Regions from separate parts of the Homo sapiens genome. Here region 1 is linked to region 2. A link is a contact called in ENCODE Hi-C data. All regions are on one chromosome and are shown on one strand. The core of a region is the stretch at or near the end of the contact, and the rest is flanking DNA. Distances in the headings are between cores, read along the strand shown. Region 1 holds the start of IL3RA (interleukin 3 receptor subunit alpha). Region 2 holds the start of DHRSX (dehydrogenase/reductase X-linked).

Region 1 (6,272 bases), core at 3,611-6,110, 1.2 Mb before region 2:
CGCCTGTCATCCCAGCACTTTGGGAGGCCGGCAGATTGCCTGAGGTCAGAAGTTCGAGACCAGCCTGGCCAACATGGCAAAACCCGGTCTCTACTAAAAATACAAAAATTAGCCAGGCGTGGTGGCGGGCGCCTGTAATCCCAGCTACTCGGGAGACTGAAGCAGGAGAATCTCTTGAACCTGGGAGGCAGAGGTTGCAGTGAGCAGAGATCACACCACTGCACTCCAGCCTGGGTGACAGAGAGAGACTCCATCTAAAAAAATAAAATAAAAATAAAAATAAAATAAAATGACCCCATCCCCCCAGACTCAAGGTGGAGGGGAGGTGTTGGTTTTTAAAGGGCTGTTTTCTTTGTTTTTTATTTCTATTTGTATTTTATTTTAAGTTCTGGGGTACATGTGCAGAATGTGCAGGTTTGTTACATAGGTATACATGTGCCAGTGTGGTTTGCTGCACCCATCAACTCGTCATCTACATTAGGTATTTGTCCTAATGCTCTCACTGCCCTTGTCCCCCAAGCCCCGACAGGCCCTGGTGTGTGATGTTCCCCTCCCTGTGTCCATGTGTTCTCATTGTTCAACTCCCACTTATGAGTGAGAACATGCGGTGTTTGGTTTTTCTGTTCCTGTGTGAGTTTGCTGAGAATGATGGTTTCCAGCTTCATCCATGTCCCTGCAAAGGACATGATCTTATCCATTTTGATGGCTGCATAGTATTCCATGGTGTCTATGTGCCACATTTTCTTTATCCAGTCTATCATTGATGGACATTTGGGTTGGTTCCAAGTCTTGGCTATTGTGAACAGTGCTGCAAAAACATACGTGTGCGTGTGTCTTTATAGGAGAATGACTGATCATCTAAAGGGCTATTTTCTTTCTTTCTTTTTTTTTTTTTTTTGAGACAGAGTCTTCCTCTGTCACCAGGCTGGAGTGCAGTGGCATGATCTTGGCTCACTGTAACCTCCGCCTCCTTGGTTCAAGCCAAATTCTCCTGGCCCAGCCTCCTGACTAGCTGGGACTACAGGTGCCCACAAGCACACCCAGCTAATTTTTTTTGTTTTTTGTATTTTTAGTAGAGACAGGGTTTCACCGTGTTAGCCAGGATGGTCTCGATCTTCTGACCTCGTGATACGCCCACCTCGGCCTCCCAAAGTGCTGGGATGACAGGCTTGAGCCACACATGTGATAAAATTACTTAGAACTGAATGCTTAGTAATACTGGGAACACCCAAGTAAGATTGTATCAATCTCCAGGTTGCAACATTGCAACCCTCATTTTGTAAGATGTTACCAAGGAAAAAAAACTGACCCAAGCATGCCAGGGTGTTTGTATTAATTTTTTTTTTTTTTTGAGATGGAGTCTTGTTCTGTCGCCCAGGCTGGAATGCAGTGGCACAATCTCAGCTCACTGCAACCTCCACCTCCCAGGTTCAAGAAGTTCTCCTGCCTTATTCTCCTCAGTAGCTGGTATTACAGGTGCCTGCCACCATGCCCAGCTACTTTTTGTATTTTTTTTTTTTTTGAGACGGATTCTTGCTCTGTTGCCCAGGTTGGAGTGCAGTGGCGCGACCTCGGCTCACTGCAACCTCCGCCTCCCGGGTTCAAGCGATTCTCCTGCCTCAGCCTCCCGAGTAGCTGGGATTACAGGCATGTGCCACCACAACCAGCTAATTTTTGAATTTTTAGTAGAGGCAGGGTTTCAGCATGTTGGTCAGGCTGGTCTTGAACTCCTGACATTGTGATCTGCCCGCCTCGGCCTCCCAAAGTGCTGGGATGACAGGTGTGAGGCACCGCGCCCGGCCTGCCGCCATGGTTTTCTTAATACCATTCTTTTCTGTAGCCTAGTTAATTGCAAGAATGCAGTATAGCATACACAGAGCATAACAAATATGTATGAATCAACTGTTTATGTTATCAGTAAGGCTTCTGGTTAACACTAGGCTGTTAGTTGTTACGGTTTGGGGGAGTTAAAAGTCACACTTGGATTTTTTTTTTTTTTTCAGATGGAGTCTCACTCTGTTGCCCAGGCTGGAGTGCAGTGGCGTGATTTCAGCTCACTGCAACCTCCACCTCCTGGGTTCAAGCGATTCTGCTGCCTCAGCCTCCTGAGTAGCTGGGATGACAGGCATGTACCACCGTGCCTGGGTCATTTTTGTATTTTTAGTAGAAATGGAGTTTCGCCATGTTGGTCAGGCTGGTCTTGAACCCCTGACCTCAGGTGATGCACCCACCTTGGCCTCCCACAGAGCTGGGATTACAGGCGTGAGCCACTGGGCCCCGCCCTGTATTTGGATTTTTGAGTGCACGAGGTGGCAGTGTCTGTAACCTGCACATTGCCTAAGAGTTAATTCTGTATCAAAACATCTTGTTTGTACGTTAAATATATCCAGTTAAAAAAAAATAAGGAAGCGGTTAGCCATGAGTTGACATCACATTTACAACCCCATCATTTCAAACTTCCTTTTCTGGGTGTGGTGACGGGCACCTGTCATCCCAGCTACTCGGGAGGCTGAGGCAGGAGAATCGCTTGAACCTGGGAGGCTCAGGTTGCGGAGAGCTGAGATCGCGCCACTGCACTCCAGCCTGGGTGATAGAGCAAGACTCCATCTCAGAAAAAAAAAAAAAAAAAAAAAAAAAAGATATCTTAGTGGTCAGGTGCGGTGGCTCACGCCTGTCATCCCACCACTTTGGGAGGCCAACGAGGGTGGATCACCTGAGGTCAGGAGTTCGAGACCATCTGGCCAACATGGTGAAACCCCGTCTCTAGTAAAAATTTAAAAATTAGCCGGGCGTGGTGGCAGGTGCCCGTAATCCCAGCTACTTGGGAGGCCGAGGCAGGAGAATCGCTTGAACCTGGGGCAGAGGTTGCAGGGAGCCGAGATCGCACCATTGCACTCCAGCCTGGATGACAGAGCAAGCAAAGCGAGACTCCGTCTCAAAGAAAAAAAAAAAAAAAAACAGGAGCCGGGCTGCAAGGTGGAGGCTCTGGGGAAGGGCTGAGGTTGGGGTGGAATTTGGGAAGGGTGCCGAGAACCAGAGAAGAGTTGATACATTCAGAGGGAAGGGAAGGGCTGTCTGGGAGTGCGCGTGCTGAGTAAACAGAAATAACAGATTTCAGCGTTGGAAAGAGAAGCCCGGGACAGGTTGGTGAGTGCCCCATTCAGGGCTGGACTTTACTAAGGGTTTTTGTTTGTTTGTTTTCTGTTGAGACAGAGTTTGCTCTTGTCACCAGGCTGGAGTGCAGTGGTGTGATCTCGGCTCACTGTGACCTCCGCCTGCCGGGTTTAAGTGATTCTCCTGCCTCAGCCTTGGGAGAAGCTGGGATTACAGGCACCTGCCACCACGCCTGGCTAATTTTTAAATTTTTACTAGAGACGGGGTTTCACCATGTTGTCCAGGCTGATCTTGAACTCCTGCCCTCAGGTGATCTACCCGCCTCAGCCTCCCAAAGTGCTGGGATGACAGGTGCGAGCCACCGCGCCTGACCACTAAGATTTTTTTTTTTTTTTTTGAGACGGAGTCTCGTTCTATTTCCCAGGCTGGAGTGCAGTGGCGCCATCCTGGCTCACTGTAACCTCCGCCTCCCAGGTTCAAATGATTCTCCTGCCTCAGCCTCCGGAGAAGCTGGGATTATAGGCACCCACCACCACGCCTGGCTAACTTTTTTCTTTTTACTAGAGACGGGGTTTCACCATGTTGGTCAGAATGGTCTCGAACTCCTGACCTCAGGGTGATCCACCCTCCTCGGCCTCCCAAAGTGCTGGGATGACAGGTGTGAACCACCGCACCTGACCACTAAGATATCTTTTTTTTTTTTTTTTTGAGACGGAGTCTTGCTCTATCACCCAGGCTGGAGGGCACTGGCGCCATCCTGGCTCACTGTAACCTCTCTCCCAGGTTCAAACTATTCTCCTGCCTCAGCCTCCAGAGAAGCTGGGATTACAGGCACCTGCCACCACGCCTGGCTAATTTTTAAATTTTTACTAGAGACGGGCTTCCACCATGTTGGCCAGATGGTCTCAAACTCCTGACCTCAGGTGATCCGCCCTCATCGGCCTCCCAAAGTGCTGGGATGACAGGTGTGAGCCACCACCCCTGACCACTAAGATATCTTTTTTTTTTTTTTGAGACCGAGTCTTGCTCTGTCGCCCAGGCTGGAGTGCAGTGGCGCGATCTCGGTTCACTGTAACCTCCTCCGCCTCCCAGGTTCAAGCGATTCTCCTGTCTCAGCCTCCCGAGTAGCTGGGATTACAGGTGCTCACCACCACGCTGGGCTAATTTTTGTATTTTTAATAGAGACGGGGTTTCACCATGTTGGCCAGGCTGGTCTCAATCTCTTGACCTCAAGTGATCTGCCCGCCTCGGCCTCCCAAAGTGCTGGGATGACAGGCGTGAGCCACCGCACCCGGCCACTAACATATCTTTAATAAGATCTGTCATCTGAGACCGGGGGCCACCTCCCTGTCTGGGTGCTGTTTCCCACGAGACAGGGAGGAAACACAGGCAGGAGCCCCTGGACACCAGCGTTCACGCCTCCAAGGCTGAATTTACTATGTCAGGAAGTTGCCCAACCCTGCCTGTATAGCCAGCAAGAATTCTAATTATAGCAAACAGAAACACTTGCAGAAAAAAAAAAAAATGAGAACGGGAACATGATAATTTTCAAAGAAAGAGTCTTTCTTTCAAGGAAAGTCAGGTTCATGGTTACGAAGCTGCTGACCCCAGGATCCCAGCCCGTGGGAGAGAAGGGGGTCTCTGACAGCCCCCACCCCTCCCCACTGCCAGATCCTTATTGGGTCTGAGTTTCAGGGGTGGGGCCCCAGCTGGAGGTTATAAAACAGCTCAATCGGGGAGTACAACCTTCGGTTTCTCTTCGGGGAAAGCTGCTTTCAGCGCACACGGGAAGATATCAGAAACATCCTAGGATCAGGACACCCCAGATCTTCTCAACTGGAACCACGAAGGCTGTTTCTTCCACACAGTACTTTGATCTCCATTTAAGGTAAGGTCCCCCCTCCAGGGTGGGATGAGGGAAAAAGAGGGCAGGCAGGGGAGGCGGTGGACTGTGGGTTCCCAAATCCAAGCTGGCAGACACGGGGCATTGGCATGTAACAGGTTTCTGCTGAGACCTGCTGTCCGTGTGGGCACCACACCACACATAGAATGACCCGGTACCAGAGAAGTATGTTTGCGATCTCATTCACCCTTTTGTAAGTGGATCGGACGCTGAAGCCATCATAGCATGTTAGATGCCTTGGGTTTATAAAGGTGATAGCATTAGGAGTAATTTGACAGTGCTTTCTGCTTTTTCTGTGTGCTTGCTAGAAAATGTACACACCTACACATGGCTAGAGTTCTCTGTTTATTAGAAAGCGCTGGTTCAGTTAGTCAATGAGCTCACGCCCAGGGCGAGCTGACTGCCAGCCGGGGAGCCGCTTTTGGGGCTGGGACCCCAGCCTGCTTGTAGTGTTTCTCAGTGGTTTTCAAAGGCTGGCGGGACTCAGAATGTTCCAGATGGCTGGTGAAACCTCAGGTCCCTCCTAGCAGCTTTATTCACAGTAGCCAAGAGGTGGAGACAGCCCTCGTACCCATCTATAGATGAATGGAAAAATATAATGTCCATCCACACAGTGGAATATTACGCAGCCATGAAAAGGAACAAGCAGCTTTATTCACAATAGCCAAGAGGTGGAGACAGCCCTCATACCCATCTATAGACGAATGGATAAATATAATGTGGTCCAGCCACACGGTGGAATATTACACAGCCATGAAAAGGAACAAGCAGCTTTATTCACAATAGCCAAGAGGTGGAGACAGCCCTCATACCCATCTATAGACGAATGGATAAATATAATGTGGTCCAGCCACACAGTGGAATATTACACAGCCATGAAAAGGAACAAGCAGCTTTATTCACAATAGCCAAGAGGTGGAGACAGCCCTCATACCCATCTATAGATGAATGGAGAAATATAATGTGGTCCAGCCACACAGTGGAATATTATACAGCCATGAAAAGGAACAAGCAGCTTTATTCACAATAGCCAAGAGGTGGAGACAGCCCTCGTACCCATCTATAGATGAATGGAGAAATATAATGTGGTCCAGACACACAGTGGAATATTATACAGCCATGAAAAGGAACAAGCAGCTTTATTCACAATAGCCAAGAGGTGGAGACAGCCCTCATACCCCCATCTATAGATGAAGGGAGAAATATAATGTCCATCCACACAGTGGAATATTACACAGCCATGAAAAGGAACAAG
Region 2 (6,565 bases), core at 2,501-5,000:
CTCACTAAAAATACAAAATGAGCCAGGCATGGTGGCACATGCCTGTAATCCCAGCTACTCGGGAGGCTGAGGCAGGAGAATCGCTTGAACCCGGGAGGCAGAGGTTGTGGTGAGCTGAGATCACGCCATTGCACTCCAGCCTGGGAAACAAAAGCGAAACTTGGTCTCAAGAAAAAGAAGAAGAAGTTGGAAAACTGCTGTTTTTACTTCTACCTGATTTCTAATAGCCACTGTTCACTACTCATAAAACCAACAAGAATTAACTTTCCCTTTACAGGTTAAAAAAAAAATAGTTTGAAAAGTAGGACTTCTATAAATAGCTTTGTAAGTGGGCCAGTTGGCATATTTTTTGTAAATACTCACTCCTGTGGTACAGCATTTACGAATCCATTTTGCATCCCAGAAAGTGAAGGAATATTCTGTGGCCTATTATTTACAATAGAACTTTTAAGAAAAATTCTGTGGCAGTATTGGAACTGGACTTGACTACAGGTACCATCAATTTTCTCTCCTTTGCAAAACTCATTGATGTATCAGAGAAAATGTAATTTCTAAACAGATCACCCTGTTATTAATACCGGTGGGTAGAGACTTTCTTTACTCAATATGATCATTTTCAACAGATTTCAGGCCATATCAATGTTCAAGTTTTGATGCCATATTAGGATATTAAATGCACTGATTAAATCATCTATTTTAAAATCCAACCAACAGATACAACTTACTGAATGGGCCGCATGGATATAGTCTTAAGAACACAGAGACAGACCCTCTTATGGGAATTCTCAATTTGCTTCTAAACCCCCTCTGTAAAGGCATGACCAACATCTATGATTAATTTGTAATTATCTTGTTTTTCCATGATGAACTGTAAGAAGACACCATTTAGGAGTGGATTCCAGCCACAATTTCTTCCTTCTCATACCATGTAAGTCAACTCATGTGGAAGGTGTAACCCAGGCATTTCCTTTGTACGATACCTAAGAAGAACACGCTCCATTTGGAAGTTCTAAGAAAAAACTGCCCTTGCTTCCAATCTGCAGTGGGGAAATTGGCCCTCTTGGTTATTCAAACAGCTTAGCTCAAATGCCCTGGACAAAGTTCAATGTTTCCTCACCAACAGCGAAGGCCTACCAGAGAGAAGCAAATAAAAAATGCCGTTTAGGAAGCTGGCCACCAGCAGACCAAGGACAACAGCATTCCTCCACTGGTATCGAAAATTATTTTTAATCCATACATAGGAAGGGGCTCGATGAGGGCAAGCCACTTAAGTTAATCTTTAGAGAAGGCCATTCTGTTTCGATACACACCCGGGTACAGATTCCCTTGGCAGACACGTGACTTCACCAGAAGCTCGTCCTCTTTAACAACCTTCTGTTGTTGTTTAATCAGTAAATGGGAAAAAAAAAAAAAAAAAAGATTCCAGCCCTTTTTCTAATGCACAAAGAGCAAGTTTTTCAAAGGCCAGCATTTTGGTGAGCTGCTGCAGGAACCCCGGCCTCTTCTGCCAGGGCCCACACAGGCCCTTAAGGAGGTTTAAGGGGACCTTTCTGTAAGCAAAACTGCCCGGATAAACATAATCTTCTGCGAGACTCCACACAATTGTTCAGCAGCTGTAAACCGTTCACCTTGCAACTGATTACTTACTTCAAACAAACATGCTCTCCTGCCCTCCGAAAGCCTGACTACAGTTCCCTTTACTCTCCTTCTTCTATGCATTTGTAATTATGCTAAGTGGGTTTAAAAAAAAATACTGAAGGCCAGTTTGGCAGAAAAAGAAAAGCTTAGCTCACAGAAAACTCAAAGCTCTTTTTCTCTGGCTAGAGGCGGGAGAGAGAGGCTCATTTTAAAACATCCACTCCAGGCACGCTTCTCAAAGGGTGGCGCTGGGACCCCTGGGATTCCTTCAGTGGGTGCAGAGTGGAAGTCAAAAGTCATTTCACAATAAGGCACCCAAGCGCTTCGCCTGGCTGACTCCCAGTCTCCCAGAGGCGTGCAGTAGTGTCTTCCAGAGGCCTCCTGACATGCCATGAAACTGTCTACAGAGGCAGAAATAACAGCTCTCTTCTTAGGCTGGACATTTAAGACATTCAGGGCAACGTACACCCCCACCCCCACCACACTGACCCTCTGAACGCTCTGTTTTGGAAAACTGTTATTTTTGAAACAAAGTATCATTTAACCTAACATGGAATTAACATTCCCTTTATTCCAGTTCACAAATAATTGTTTACAGGTTTCTAGGTTTAAATTGAGAATATGGGCTGGGCACAGTGGCGCTCTGTCTGTAATCCCAGCAGTTTGGGAGGCCCAGACTGGAGGATTGCTGCAGGCCAGGGGTTCAAGACCAGCCTGGGCAACATGGTGAGATGCCATCTCTACAAAAAATTTAAAACATTAGCCAGGCGTGGTGGCTCACGCCTGTAAACCCAGCACTTTGGGGGACCCAGGTAGGAGGATTGCTTCGGCCCATGAGTTTCAGACCAGCCTGGGCAACGTAGCAAGACCCTATTGCTACACAAAAAAATTAAAACATTAGACAGGTGTGGTGGCTCACACCTGTAATCCCAACAGTTTGGGAGGCAAAGGAAGGAAGATCGCTTGAGCCCAGGAGTTCGAGACCAGCCTGAGCAACATAGCAAGACCCCGTCTACAAAACTTTAAAACATTAGTCGGATGCAGTAGCTGGTGCCTGTAATGCCAGCACTTTGGGAGGCTGAGGCAGGAGGACTGCTTGAGCCCAGGAGTTCGAGAGTAGCCTCGGCAACAGAGCAAGACTTCATCTCTACTTCCTATTACAAAAAATAATAATAATAATAAATTCTGAACCTGCAAATCTAGGAACAGAAGTTATCTGCATACACAAAACACAGTGGCGGTCATCACTGATGAGTTCAGACAGTGAACGAGTCCTGCAAAGTTGGAGATCTGTGACTCAGAGATGTTTACAAAGGCCAAGGAAACAAAGTTGCCACTTAACGGGCCTGCCCTCCCCACCAGACCTCCGTGGCTCCCCAGTGCCCGAGAAGCCGCCTCTGGGCCCCCTCTGGAGACGTCCTCCGGAGAAGGGCCCATCCTCACTTACCCTGGGGTGGGTAGGGGTCGAGGTCCCTGGGACGCCCGCTCCTCCCCTCCGGGGCCTGGCGGGGGCGCGCGGTCACTGGCCGACCGCAGGCGGCAGGCAGAGCCGCCTGATGTCTTGGGCGCGGGGCGTGCGAGCCCCCGGGTCCCCGGCCATGGCCCGGAGGTGTCAGGGTGCGCGGGGGGGCGGCTGCACGGGGGCTGCTTGGTTGGAGCCCGACCCGGGACAGGCGGGGAGGCCACACGCGCGGGGAGGGAAGGGTCGGGCCGGGTCGGGCCGGGCCAGGCGCGCAGAAGAGCCGGCGGGGACGGAAAGCGCGGGGCGGGGAGGTCCCAGCGCGCACGCCGCCCCCCCCCCACCCCCGGCCACACCTCGACCCCCGCCCAGCCCCACTTCCGGGAGCGCCACCGCCTCGCCAAGGTCACGCGGAGCCCCCGCGCCCCCGCCCCCGAGCCAGCCCGCGCCCACCCGGGTCCCCGGAGCCCTGACCCCTGCCCCGCCCCGCTGACCTGGCTCCAGGAAGCCCCCGCGGCAGCGCCGCAGCAGCTGCGCCAGGATCACCGCGGCGCCTACCGCGTAGACCCGCAGGGCCGCCCGCGCCGCAGACAATGGCGACATGGCTGCCCCGGCCGCGCCGCCGCCGCTTCCGCGCCGCCCGCGGGACTCTGCGCCCGCCCGCCCGGACGGACGGCGGAAACGCGCGCGCCCCGGACCGCCCCCTGCCCGCCCCGAACCGCCCCGGCCTGCGGGGAACCCCCAACCCCAGACCCCGCCCGGGCCCTCTGGGATCCCGCACCGCCTGCAGGACTGGGGACCCCGAGCGGACAACCGACCCCAGCCAGGACACCCCCCCCAGGACCACAGACTCCAGCCAGGAACCCCCCCCTGCAAGGACCATAGACTTCAGCCAGGACCCCCCCCCCCAGGACCACAGACCCCAGCCAGGACGCCCCCAGGACCACTGACCCCAGTCAGGACCCCCCCTTCAGGACCACAGACCCCAGCAGGGACCCCCCACACACACCCCCAGCCAGGACCACAGACCCCAGCCAGGAATCCCCCCCAGGACCACAGACCCCAGCAGGGACCCTCCACACCTCCTCCAGGACCACAGACCCCAGCAGGGACCCTTCCCCCTCCCGGCAGGACTGCAGACCCCAGCAGGGATCCCCACCACCACAAGACCAACAGCCCCAGCCAGGACGCCCCCAGGACTACAGACCCCAGCCAGCACCCAAGTCAGATCCATAGACTCCTCCCAAGAACACCCCCCAGGACCCCAGACCCCTGCTGGGACCCCCAAGACCACAGGCCCCCCCACTGGGGCACGCCCAGACACCCCACCAAGAACCCCACCAGGACTACAGACCTCCACCAGGACTCCCCAGTACCACAGATCCTCCCAGGGCCCCCCAGGACCACAGACCTCCACTGGGACCCCCACCACCAGGACCCCTCTCCAGGATCACAGACCCCTACTGGGGCCCCCTTCTAGGACCTCCACCTCCATCACAACCACCCCCCGGACCACAGGCCCCAGCCAGCACCCCACAAGACCACAGACCCCTGCCAGGACGCCCCCCAGGACTACAGACCCCAGCTGGACTGCCTCTCCAAGACCCCACACTCCAGCCAAGACCATGGAACCCCATTCAAGCCCCAGCCAGGACCCCCACCATGGGATCACAGATCCCCTACCCAGACCCTGCAGGGGACCAGGACCACCACGGGAACCACCCTCCCCATCTTAGCCAGAATCATGTAACCCCACGCAGACCTCAGCAGGGACCACAAGGACTTGGACCCCATAGGGAACCCCAGACAACCACCCAGAGCCATGCCAGGATTATGGACCAGGACTCCCACAGAGGACTCTGAACAGCTGTAAGGACCATGGACCCCACACCCTAATTCGTACTGACACCACAGAACCTGCCCCAAGCACGGACCCCACACCCCAGTTCCTGCTGACACCACAGAACCTGCCCCAAGCACGGACCCCACACCCCAGTTCCTACTGAGACCACAGACCCCACCCCAATTCCTGCCAGGCCACAGACACCACCCACCAAACCTACCCCTCCACTTCCCTGCCCCCAACAACCCTGCAGGGATCACAGACCCCCTTCCCGGCCCCTGCAGAGAACTCCAGACTACTTCAGGGACCACGAGCCCCCTCCCCACCCTGATCCCTACTGGGACAGCAGACCCCTACTCAGACCTTGGTTGGGAACCCCAGACAACCACAGAGTTACCTGGGCTCCCTCAGGGAACCCCAGACCAGCACAGAACCCCCACCCAGACCCTTACCAGGGCCAAGGCTGAAATCCCACATGGACCCCCCAGCAGACTCCTACTGGAATTCTTCATGGAACCCCCCACCCAGACACTCAGACCTTCACCCCACCACAACCCTCCCAGTCCCACACCTGGTCCCCCAGGGGACCCCAGACCTGGCATCCGGGACTCCACACAGATCCTAACACCCGCTGTGTTTGGGAGACAGGAGCCTGGGAGAGCTGGGGTGACACCATTTTAATCATCAACTCCATCTTAAAAACCAGGAAGACACATTCCTTGCCGGTCACGGCCCATGGTCATAAGATGTTTACGGCTGAAGAAATGACTTAATAATGCCTCCAAGGACAAACACAGACGACAGCGGAATGTCTGGATGTCGCCATATCGCGTAACCACATATGCTGTTAAAGATAATTACAGTCATGCATGGACGTGCTTGGGCGCGAAAATGCAAAGGATGGCTCTCTCTAAATCAACTAAGGAATAAATGTCACGCCGTCAGACATAACCTAGCTTTTACATAGATAAGACAGACCCCTATAGAAGGAAGCTTTAAAACAAACACAAGGTGTTACACCTCTATGACAAAACAGTTTCTTTTTTTTTCTTTCTTTCTTTTTCTTTTTTTTTTTTTTTGAGACAGAGTCTGGCTCTGTGGCCTAGGCTGGAGTGCAGTGGCGCAACCTCAGCTCACTGCAACCTCCACCTCCCAGATTCAAGAGAGTCTCCTCTCTCAGCCTCCCTGGTAGCTGGGATTACAGGCATGCACCAGCACACCCAAATAATTTTCGTATTTTTAATAGAGATGGGATTTCACCATGTTGGCCTGGCTGGTCTCAAACTCCTGACCTCAGGTAATCTGCCCACCTCGGCCGCCCAAAGTGCTGGGATTACAGGTATGAGCCACCACACCCAGCATGTAATGGAATAGTTTCTAATAAACTAAAACTTCCCTGTACTCTTATGACTTACCTTGAATTACTTCTTGAGCAATATCCAAGAACCCACTCTTGGGGGCTAGATCGGGACCCCTCTCCTGCAACACTGGGACCCTAAATCACCAACCCTATCATCCCCAGGACCCAGACCTCCACCTTCACTCTAGGTCTGCACCCTCATACACGTGCCGATGGGCACCCCCCAGCCCCTGCCGAGGTCCAGGAGTGAGAATCTCCACCAGCA

The links. A loop is a pair of places that touch in the nucleus more often than their neighbours do. Pooled maps may share reads with other maps.
Region 1: a loop to region 2 is called in a map with no recorded cell type, with 3 times the contacts of the local background. The contact joins the promoter of IL3RA here to the promoter of DHRSX in region 2. A Hi-C loop is called at or near these places in 8 of 37 single-sample maps with no recorded cell type and 6 of 50 pooled maps.

Annotation. Positions count from the first base shown.
Region 1 is chrX:1,331,925-1,338,196 of GRCh38, forward strand. IL3RA (interleukin 3 receptor subunit alpha) reads left to right here and starts at 4,861. Exons shown (of 12, transcript NM_002183.4): 1 at 4,861-5,002. It overlaps LOC101928032 (a long non-coding RNA gene), which reads right to left. Exons shown (of 8, transcript XR_007068376.1): 8 at 5,350-5,592.
Region 2 is chrX:2,497,226-2,503,790 of GRCh38, forward strand. It overlaps DHRSX (dehydrogenase/reductase X-linked), which reads right to left and starts at 3,751. Exons shown (of 7, transcript NM_145177.3): 1 at 3,592-3,751. The coding sequence starts at 3,700. It overlaps ZBED1 (zinc finger BED-type containing 1), which reads right to left and starts at 3,751. Exons shown (of 2, transcript NM_001171136.2): 1 at 3,592-3,751.